2 separate regions of the Homo sapiens genome follow, and region 2 is linked to region 1. A link is a loop called in an ENCODE intact Hi-C map of the cell type or tissue named here. Cell type or tissue: OCI-LY7. All regions are shown on one strand. Links, peaks and the distances in the headings refer to the core of each region. The heading gives the core; the rest is flanking DNA. Region 1 has its middle 39 kb from the start of CLRN3. Region 2 has its middle 21 kb from the start of FOXI2.

Region 1 (5,376 bases), core at 109-5,108:
GGCCGGGGAACGCCTGCCCCACTCAGGGGAACCTGGGGAGTGCTGTGCTGGTGTGGGCTGAATGACATCCCCTAGAAGGGAATGGTGAAGCCCCAATCCCTGGCACCTGTCAATGTGACCCTATTTGGAAACAGGGTCATTGCAGATATAATTAGTCGAGTTAAGATGGGATCATATTGGAGTAGGGTGGACCCCCAATTCAATGTGATGGTGTCTGCATAAGAGGAAGGAGATTTGGACATGAAGACGCATATAGAGGAGAGTGCTGAGTGAAGACAGACATTGGGAGGAAGAGGTGTGTGAAGACGAGGCAGAGTGCAGCGATGCCCCTCCAGCCAAGCAGCACCGGGGCTTGGCCCGAGGGGGAAGGAAGACTTCACCCCCAGAGGCTTCGGAGGGAGCATGGCCCTGCGGATGCCTTGGATTGGGACTTCTGGTCTTCGTGACTGTGACAAAGTAAACTTTTGTTGCTTGGAGCCTCCCAGGTTGTGACCTTTGCTAAGGCAGCCCAAGCAGACAAACACACTGACGCTTCCTGAAATTCTGGAGGCCGCTCCCCTGGGGGGCAGCGTTGCTTCCTTCTGTCAAATGTGGGGCCTGGACCTGGGCTTGCTGGGCCCCCTCCTGTTCTAGGCCACTACTCCTGCTCCAGAATCCCAGATCCTCCCTGCCTGTCCCGGCTGATTCATGATCCCAGCCTGGCTTCACCACAGGGCCTCTCAAAGAGCCCCGAGACCTGCTCCTGGGTTTCTGGAGCGCGGCCATCACAGATCCCTGCTGTGTCTGTCTGACAGGCTCCATCAGCAATAGGATACAAAAGTGAATCCTCAGCCTCCCCAACTTACCATGGGGCTAAATCCAGGGGGCCAGACAAGTGCCCAGGTCTGTGGGCCCTGGTCTGCTATTTCCAGGTCCCCAAGAGGCTAGTAGAAGGTGCTTGTTCCCTGGCCCCGAGGGAACCCTTGACCTCAGCCAGCTCCAGCCCCTGCAGGAGCCATCTCCATGCCTCTAGACCCCCAGTAGACACCCTCCTTCCAGGATCTGACTCCGGTTGTTAGCCTGGGCCCCCAGGATGAGGACAGTGTAAGGAGCCAGGAGGTTGGGACCAGACTGGCCTCCTAGCCTAGCTGAAGAGATGGGTCCTGGCCTTATGAGCTCCCATATGACTGGAAGCTTCCCCAACCCTGGAACCACAGACAGTTCCTGGGCTCTGGTCCTCTCAGCCCAGTGGTGCAGGGGCGGCCCATCCTGAGAGTTCCTGCGGGGAAGAGGGGCCTGTGGGGACAAGGGGATGCTACAGTGAGTGACTTTGAGGACAAGGACACACACAAGCACAGCCCTTTCGGCCACCCCATGGGCCCTGGGTTGCCAGGAGCCTTACCAAGCCCCAGCTTGCCTGGTCCCCACCTCCATGAGGCCACGAGCCAGCCTGGCCGCCCTGGAGCTAGTGCTGGAGCCCATCACGGGATCTGCTATCCCACCATGCAGCAAGAAGAGGAACTGAGAGCCAAGACACTTTTAGAGCCATTTGACCGAGTGTCTGCCTGTTGAATCTAATGATGTAATTTGCATATCTTTATTTTCATTTTCTAGGGGTTGGGAGCTGTGATCAGCACAGGCTGCTTGGCCAGGAGGAATGACTGCAGGGTGGGCAGACACAGGTTGGTACTCAGTGGAGACCTGAGTGAATGAATGAATCAGAGCTGGGGAGGACGGGGGGCATGGGAGGGAACTGCCGTTGTCAGAGAAAGCCCAACACAGACCTTCCTTTCCCTGGGATCATCCCTGGGGTCACCAAACCTCCCCCGTACACCTGAGGAGAGACCACCTGAGTCACAGCCCGCAGAGCTCCGGCCAAAGAGCTGGGATGGATGGGCTGGAGCCAGTGGACTTGGCTCAGGGTCTAATTTCCTAGTCGTGACCACTATCCCCTCCTCTACGCTGAGCCTCAGTTTCCCAATCTGTAAACCGAAGGGGATGCTCTAGACCAGGGATCCACAAATCATTAACCTCTGGGCCAAATCTAGCCAACTGCCTCTTTTTGCAAATGATGTTTTGTTGGAATGTGGCCATGCCCATTCACTTGCTGCTGTCTGCAGCTGCCTTTGCGTCACAATGACAGGGCTGTGTAGGTGTGGCTGGGAGCTTATGGCCCACAAAGCCATGCGTATGCACCACCTGGCCCTTTACAGCAAGGCTGGCCAGCCCGACCTTCCACGAGCGTTTCTCAGCGGAAGCAGTGTCACCTCTGAGTGGGTATTTAAGAAATTGCTTCTGGTGAGTGTAGGTCAAGCTCATTGCAAGACAAGTTCCATGCTATAAAAGCTACTTTTCTTTAAGTTCTTATACTTCCACTTTATATTAAAGTTAAGACATTATGTTTATCTTTTGCGATTTGGAGCATAGATAGGTGATCATCTGTATGGGTTTCATTACAGGGCATTAGAGAGCGTCTGTTAGAAGAGCAGGGCATTGATTTTGATGCAATGAGGCAGTTTCTTTAGAGGGCCCACGAGGCCCTAGATTCCGCATCAGCTTTAAGTGGCAAAGCCACACAGCTATTTCAAGAGCACAGCACTAGAGGGCAGCATAAGCCCATGAGTGCAACGCCAGAGCTCTGCGCCCTGGGCACCGCCGCTTCCCGAAGGCTGCAGGACTGGGGAAGGCTTGTGCCACCAGGACCTGAGCACTCAGCAGGAGTGTCAGGCCTCTGGGCCTGGGTCAGAGCTGATGGAGAGACCGTTCCAGCATGTGAGACGCTGGAGGGAACTGAAACCCACCTGCTGCACATGCATACTTCCCCGGTGGTTTTGGAAATGCTCTTGTTGTCAAAGATGTCCCTTCACACGGGGCTCTGCCTTCCCCACTGCCCTCCTGCACAGGCACAGCACATGTGTGCACACTAAGACTTCCAGGAATCTGTCCATCTAGCTGAACTGATTTTTCCCCCCAATTTATTCGACATTAGGATCTTTCGTGCGAGCCCGCGTGTGTGTCTAAACTTAGCCACATCAGGAAGCTGACACTGGTAAGTGATGACTTAACATTGTGGGAGATGTCCTTCTACACACCTGTGGGTTCCATGGATTCAGCCAACTTCGGATTAAAAAACAGTTTTATGTTTCTTTGTTTTTTTTTGTTTTTTGTTTTTTTTGACGGGTTTTGTTCTGTCACCCAGGCTGGAGTGCAGTGGTGTGATCACGGCTTACTGCATCCTAGACCTCTGGGTCATGCAATCCTCCTGACTCAGCCTCCCGTGTAGCTGAGGTCACTGGTGCCCGACCCCACATCCAGCGTTTTTTTTTTTTTTTTGTAGAGATGGGGTCTTACTTTGTCTCCCAGGCTAGTCTCCAACTCCTAGGGTCTAGTGACCCAGCCTCCCAAAATGCTGGGATTATAGGCGTAAGCCACTGCACCCTGCCAGGATAAAAAATACTTTAAAAAACAATAAAAATCACAATACAACAATGAAAAATAATACCAATTCTAAAAAGACAGTATAACAACCATTTACTTGGCATTTGCATTGTATTAGATATATATAAGTAATCTAGAGATGATTTAAAGTACACAAGAGGATTGTGTAAGTTCTATGCAAATACGACACTATTTTATATCAGGGACTTGAGCATCTGCAGATTTTGTTACCATGGGGGTCTTGGAACCAATCCCCCTCGGATACCAAGGAATGACTGCATATATATATATATTTTAAGTTGGGATTCTTGTTCATTTTCAAACCATCTTTGCTAATATGGCAGTTGGCTTCCCTGGGCAGGAGGGAGCATGCCATGTGCAGACAGCATGCCCCTCCCCTACACAGGAAAGAGGGCCTGTGTGCACGGAACTGCATCCGTCTCTAAGGGGAGAGCGGGGCTCCTGGATCCTAGACACTCTGACACAGCATCCATCACACTTGTGGGCCGGTTTGCTTCTCCTGATCTCTAAGTCTCTCTCAGGCTCCCTCTTGTCCGGGGACACTGTGACAAAAGCAGCTGGAATGTTCAGGATTAACAAGACAGTCTTATTTAAGAAACAGATGCAGAGCACCCTGAAACCCCTGGCAGTGCCCGCGTTGCCATGGCTTTTCCACTCAGCGTGGAAGACCATGAGTCGTGCATCTCCCTGCTGGACCATGGCTTCTGGAGATGGAGGATGGCAGGGCCAGGTGTGATGTTGTCCTCCTGTCCAGCTCCTCCTGCATTGTAGGATGTCTGTCATAACCTGGTCTTAGAAGCCAAGAAGAAATGCAAACCTGTCCCAATAGGCCTCGCTTTGGCAACAGCCAGTGAACAGGTAGATTAACGTCACCACTCAGGCCATTTGGTCACCTGCTCACCAAGGTGCCACCACCACTGACACCAGGCTTATGAGGGTTTCCATCCCCATTTATGATGCTACCAGGAAGCTGATTTTAGCCACAGCCATTTAAAAAAACAAAACCTGTTGTGTCCTTGTAGATCCAAAGTGTTGGAAATCTTCCCTTTTTCCCCCAGCCTCGCCCACCTACCATTTCAATGTAACCTCCCAAATTCTTCCACAGAGCATTGTTGAAGGCTCTGAGAATCTTTCAACCTCCTCCACAAAGCCCTCCAGGGCCCCCGTCACAGCATTCCCTTGGCATTTTATTTGTGGCTCTTGGACACCGTTGTCCCCACCCTTCATGACAGGCCGGGGACTCCTGGCACTGGATCCTTTTTGCGTAAAGTAAGCTGATTGAATTAAGCACGCATCACTGAAATGCTTTGCTTTCCATGGAACCACACTGCCTCTGAATGAGAATCTGCTGCTCTTTAAATGCTCACCGACCCGCCGTCAACGAGCTGTTGTGAGGTTCTACCAGGAATCGGAGGCGTTATGCACAGACCTCCTTTCCAGCCTCTCCTCCCTGCCCCTTGTGGTCAATGCTGCTTTGGATGCTCCCATTTCCTGGGGGCCCGGAGATCCCGCTCACCTAGAGGGGATGGGCCCTGCTGGCTCTTCTCTGTGTCCTGCCTGGCCCTGCCATCCTCCTTCTAGCTGCAGAAGAGGGGAGTCTGGGGACTAGGGCCTGCCTCCTTCCCCTGGGGCACAGCTTCTGCCAGGCACAGCGCCATCCCCCAGGTCACACCAGTTCTTGGATGTCCCCATCAAAGCCTCTTGTTCCTCCTCTGGAAAAACTCTAAGTGGAAATTATAAAAAGTTCTCCAGAAGGTCTAGTCAGAAAAGTCTTGAAAAGACGAGCGGTCCCTAGAACTCCAGGCCAACCCCAATCTCTCTGACCTCCCTCCTCTTGTCCTCTTCCCTAAAACCACAGCCTCTCCCCTCTACTGGCACCTCTTGTCCCCATGAAGCATCCTCTGGGCCCCTCCTCAAGGCAAACACATCAAGGAGTTG
Region 2 (5,376 bases), core at 221-5,220, 140 kb after region 1:
GACCTCAGATGATCCACCTGCCTCGGCCTCCCGAAGTGCTGGGATTACAGTCGTGAGCCATGGCACCTGGCCTCCATTTTTATTTTTCTTTAACAGGTCTAAAGCTGTGTTTAGATTCAGGTTAAATTATTTACCTCATCACAATAGAAGGCACATAATGTCAGGCGCGTCTACTATTCCTGACATGGGGTTTGATCATTGGGTTAGGGAATGACAGCTGATCTCTTCATTGCAAAGGTCATCAGCCACTAGTCCATGGAGTGATGCCTGGATACATTGTGAAAATCCAGTTCCACAGGTAATTCCCGATAAGAATTGCTATTGCTTTTGTTTTCCATTAATGACCTCTACCTGAATCAATTGTTCACGTAGGAACTGGGAGTTGCAAAATTGAAATTTTCTAGTTCTTTCATTAGTTTAACATTCACTAACTGGCATTTTTCTGTAAAAACGAGCTTTCTATCATCTCAACTGAACTTATTTGGTTTCACTGAAATACAATTCCTATTAAAAAGGCAAAATAATTGCTTAATTCTTTTCTTTTATTGACTGGTTTTTAGAGTAATGTATTTGGTGAAACAGTCATCTTCATTGGTCACAACTTTTTGTTTTGCTGTATGGGATTTCTCTTCTTTTGAGTATCAGCATAGACTTAAACATTTTAATATGTTCAATGTTTCAATAAATTATTATTATTTTTGTGATGCTTATATCATCACAAATTGGGTCATGTGGAGTCCCCGGGGACTGGCTCTCGTGTCCTTTGGACGTGGCTCTACTAGTCTCTAGATGTTTCCTTCTTTTCTGACACGAGCTGGCCCAGTCTCGCTTTGTACAGTCCCTGACCCTGATATTAAATAGGCTACTTCTCCAGTGGTCCTGGATTCCTTTTCAGAAAGAACAGTAAGAGAAACCAAATGATGGGACTGGCGGTCTAAGTTTCCTGGGGAAGGGGTAACCTTGCTTCTAGACCTTTCAATGGACAGAACTAGGAAACATATTTCTAAAAATCATATGCTTCTTGTTTAAATTAAATACTTACAGGCCTTTAAAAAACCTACATTTACCCTCTACTTGTATCTCATTTCTCTTATACTGAAAATCTTGGTTTCTAATAATATCAACACAATTATCTCTTGTGTTATCTTACAGTATACCTGTATAGTTTCAAATTACCTTATAAGTGTTAGTATTAACAAACTACTAAATGAGATTTAAGAGATTTAAGATTCCTTGGTAGTTTTTTGTTTTTGTTTTTGTTTTTGTTTTTTGCAATGGAGTCTCACTCTATTGCCCAGGCTGGAGTGCAGTGGTGCCATCTCGCCTCACTGCAACCTCCGCCTCCTGAGTTAAAGCGATTCTCCCGCCTCAGCCTCCTGAGTAGCTGAGCCAGGCATGCGCCACCACACCTGGCTAATTTTTGTATTTTTAGTGGAGATGAGGTTTCACCATGTTGGTCAGACTTGTCTCAAACTCCTGACCTCAAACGCTCTGCGTGCCTTGGCCTCCCAAAGTGCTGGGATTATAGGCATGAGCCACTGCGCCCGACCTGTCTTTAAAAAATAGATCCCAGTAATGACATACAGTCAAAGGACTATGTTACAGAGTCACTTGAAATATTTTTCTCAGTGGTTTCTTGTTTTGGCATATAGTTAGGGTCATTTCATTTCATGCCACTTAAGTTTAAAGCCTTAAATTTGCTAAGAAATAAGAAGTTGGAAAACACAGTTGGTCATTTACCTACACAATATTTCTATTCTTCCCCGTATGTGTTAAATAATTAGGTGTGATGGAATTTATATAGGTTGATCGAGTGTTAAAATTTATGGCAAGCATTGGGATCATCTAAGGACTTTTAGGTTCGTGGTAACCTTTGTTGTGTTGTATCTCCACAGATAAGCAGACCCTTTCAGAGACTGAGAGGGAAGATGCTAAGCGTGCTTGACTTTGGCGATGAGAAAAAGTGTTTGAGATGTCAGCCTGCAGGGTCAGATTGACTCAGGCAAGAATCCTAGTCCTGTCAGTTATTACCTGTGTAATCCTGGATGAGTTAACCTGGACCCTCAATTTTCTTATCTGTAACACAGTAATAATAATCATCTCACAGGGCTTCATTTCCCATCCGGGTTAAATGAAACCATGCATATAAAGCACTTTGCACGTTTCCCGGCACCATACATGTAGCTAATGTTATTAGGGTGGTAAATAAGACTGCACTTTTTCTCTAATTATTCTATTGGTTTTTCAAAAAAGTGTTTTTATAATGAGCATGGTTTGTCCTCATAATAGCAAACAAACAGCAAACTCCAATAATCTGGGGGTGAGGGTGAGAAGGAGAATGAATTCCCTATGGTAGTTTTGTGTATTGATCATTCCTCTGTGAATTTTTCTGTCCTTAATTATGTGACTTTAATGCCATCTAGTGGAAGGTGACAGAGTCTATTTCCTCAAGTAGCTTCATTTGATAAGGAAAAAATCCCATGTTTATTTTATGTAATAGATGGCTCAAGTTCCATTCCTTCCTTATTAAAGAAATGTTCAGAATCCATAGTCATCAATAAAGATATTTTTGGTGAAATTTATTTTAAGGGCATAGCCTTTAGTATTTTATGGGTGAAAAATTTCCTACAGAGAGGGTAGGTTTGTTTTATTCTCAAACTTTTCTCTTGTATTTTTTATTTGTATTTAAGATTTTACATGTCAATTTTTATGATAAATCTACTGAATTTGTTGTAACATAATGCTAGCAAATACGCAGGAGCTTGCAGTAAGACTATTCTTTTTAAGAGAAAGACCTGTTGTCGTTAAACACTTTTTTTATTTTGCCTTGATTTTTTTTTAAATACTGAATGTGGAATGAATATAAAGTCTCACTGATCATGAACCTAAGCTCATCCAGTTTCGTGGTGGCAGCAGGGAGCGCCAGGGAGCCAGGGGTCAGGTTGGGCTCCTGCTTTTCCATCCAGTGTGACCTCGAGTAGAGCCCCACACCCACTTCACGTGCACATGATCAGACTGGGTGAGAAGCTCTCTCACATTTCATCTTGTGGCATCCTTTAATCCTTAGCTTCGGATTTGTAAAGGAGAGTGAGACCTGCTCTTTACCACTGTAGCTTACCAGTTATAGGGGAGTCTAAGTCCTGATTTTTACTTTGAAATAGTTACGGTAATCTATCCATCCTGTTAGGATGCTCTTGGCTGCTGGGGCATTTCTACCCCTTCCTTGCTGCTACCCAGATGTAACCCTGGCCACACCTTGTATTGACTAGACTTCAGAAATTGTTTTATGTTTGAATTACTTTAATTTTATTGCTTTAGTTGAATCAGTGTCTCCTGACTCCAGCCACCTTGCTTTGGGTTTGCTGCTGAATTGGGCCAGCATATGCAGGAGGGCCCAGGGGGCCCGGCTCCCAACTTCCTGCCAGAGATGCAGATGGAGATCATGAGACACACCTTAATGAGGGTACCATTGCTCCAGCGTTGGCACTTGCTGTGTTTAGGTACCACAAAAAGAAAGTACAGCTGTCATGTCTGAAGGTTACTGACTCTCCAGAAATGAGGAAGGCCTACGTGGTCTTCTTGATCTTGCTGCTGCACAAATTGTTGACACCTGTCCCCTGTCCTGGCTCAGAGATGATCCCTTGTGGCAGGGATCAAAAGGACATGAGAGCCCGAATGTTGTCCTAAGTGGCGGTGAAATTCGTGTTTAAGTGTGGGCTCTGGATAGTTGGGGGGGTCCTGGCTCTGAATCTATTTCTTTGCTCTGTGCCCTTTCCTTGGTTACAAGTGATGAACCTCATTAGCCTGGTGTGTAACGCACGTGTAATAACAGCACCTGCTTCCTCCAGCCACAGGAGGAAGCTCATATGTGCTAAACGGTTAGCATATTGCTTGACATCTGGTTAGTGCTTAATACATTGTTATTAAAAGTTAACTGTTATATGTTATGTATATTAAATGAATAAAGTCTCACTGATCATGAACCTAAGCTCATCCAGTTTCGTGGTGGCAGCAGGGAGCGCCAGGGAGCTACCTTTAGGTAGCTACTAACAGAATGTCAGCTCTGGGGACATAAAGCCAAATGCCCAACATCTGTCTAGGTTTGTTATACATTTCTAGAGAATTGCATTAAGAAAATAAAACTAGGCAGGGCGTGGTGGCTCATGCCTGTAATCCCAGCACCTTGGGAGGCTGAGGTGGGTGGATCACCTGAGGTCAGGTGTTCGAGACCAGCCTGGCCAACATGGCAAAACCCCCGTCTCTACTAAAAATACAAAAATTAGCCAGGCGTGGTGATGAATGTCTGTAATCTTAGCTACTCGGGAGGCTGAGGTGGGAGAATCACTTGAACCCAGGAGGCAGAGGTTGCAGTGAGCCAAGATTGCACCACTGCACTCCAGCCTGGGTGAGAGAGCAAGACTCCCTCCCAAAAAAAGAAAAAGAAAAAGAAAAAAAGAAAAGAAAAGAAAACCAATCTAATTACAATATGGCAATCATCTGTGTATCTCCACGGCACATGGAGTGGGTGGGGCATTGGGTACAAGGTTGACCAGTTCATTCCGAGGCACCACACTGGGCTGGTGGGTCTCACTCACCCTTCTTGGTCTGTGAGGACCAGGTCTAGTAGCCATGGCCAGAGTCCCTTACACAGTGCAGCTTCTGTGTCCTGAGACCTTTACCACCCTGGAGACCCTAGAGAAGCAATGGGAAGAGCTCTGACCAGGGAGCAGGTGGGCGGCCTTCAGGTTCCCGTTTCACCAATTACCATCCAGGTGCCCTGGGGCACCTCCGTTTCTCTGAATGGTGAAACATGTCATATCTCAGAAAGGCTTTATAAAGAATAAAAAGAGATGCGTCAAAGTACTTTGTGATGTGCTACACAAGGATATTGGTTTTTTTTTCTTCCGCAGGAGACACTGAAGGAATATGTACACCTCTTAAAAAGAAATGATGTTCAATTAGCCTTTTACCAAAACTGAAAAATTTTTAAAATTTACTCTTCTTACACATATTTTTTTGAAGTCCCCTTAAAATGAAGTGCAGCCTACTCAGTCTCACTTTCTCCTTAGATATCGGTGTGGTTACAATGACCAGGGCTGCATACATTTTAGAATAACAAGTATTTAAAACTGTGCCAGATATCGTCTGCAGCACACATTTCTCCATCTGCTCTTCCAGGCCTTTGTATCTGCTCTTTTGTTCTGCGGGGATACAAACCTACAGGAGCAGCTGGGGTTCCATTAGCTTCTGCCAATTTGAGACTCTTGCATTAGGCAGGAGAAGGTGGGAGCCATTCTCTTTCTGACGGCACCTCTGGTGAGGCAGGGCTGTAGATCCCTGCTAGGGGCAGTAGCAGGGGACTGTGGAAAGCTGCAG

What was found. Hi-C counts contacts between places; a loop is a spot of excess contacts. Peaks named below come from ENCODE experiments on the same cell type or tissue, not always from the same donor. Only the 100,000 strongest peaks of a DNase experiment are listed, where the experiment ranks them.
Region 2: a loop joins it to region 1, with 14 times the contacts of the local background. A loop is called at or near these places in 74 of 110 quality-filtered maps.

The regions. Positions count from the first base shown.
Region 1 is chr10:127,851,379-127,856,754 of GRCh38, reverse strand. No RefSeq gene overlaps it. Among named protein-coding and RNA genes, the nearest start is that of CLRN3, 39 kb to the left of the region's middle. RefSeq lists a silencer at 2,586-2,665. In OCI-LY7, for the core only: CTCF peaks have their summits at 2,378 and 2,579 (motif pointing right); DNase peaks (open chromatin) are centred at 1,514, 2,134, 2,764 and 3,834; H3K4me3 peaks cover 2,257 bases; H3K27ac peaks cover 2,582 bases.
Region 2 is chr10:127,713,028-127,718,403 of GRCh38, reverse strand. No RefSeq gene overlaps it. Among named protein-coding and RNA genes, the nearest start is that of FOXI2, 21 kb to the left of the region's middle. In OCI-LY7, for the core only: CTCF peaks have their summits at 2,230 and 2,429 (motif pointing left); a DNase peak (open chromatin) is centred at 2,423.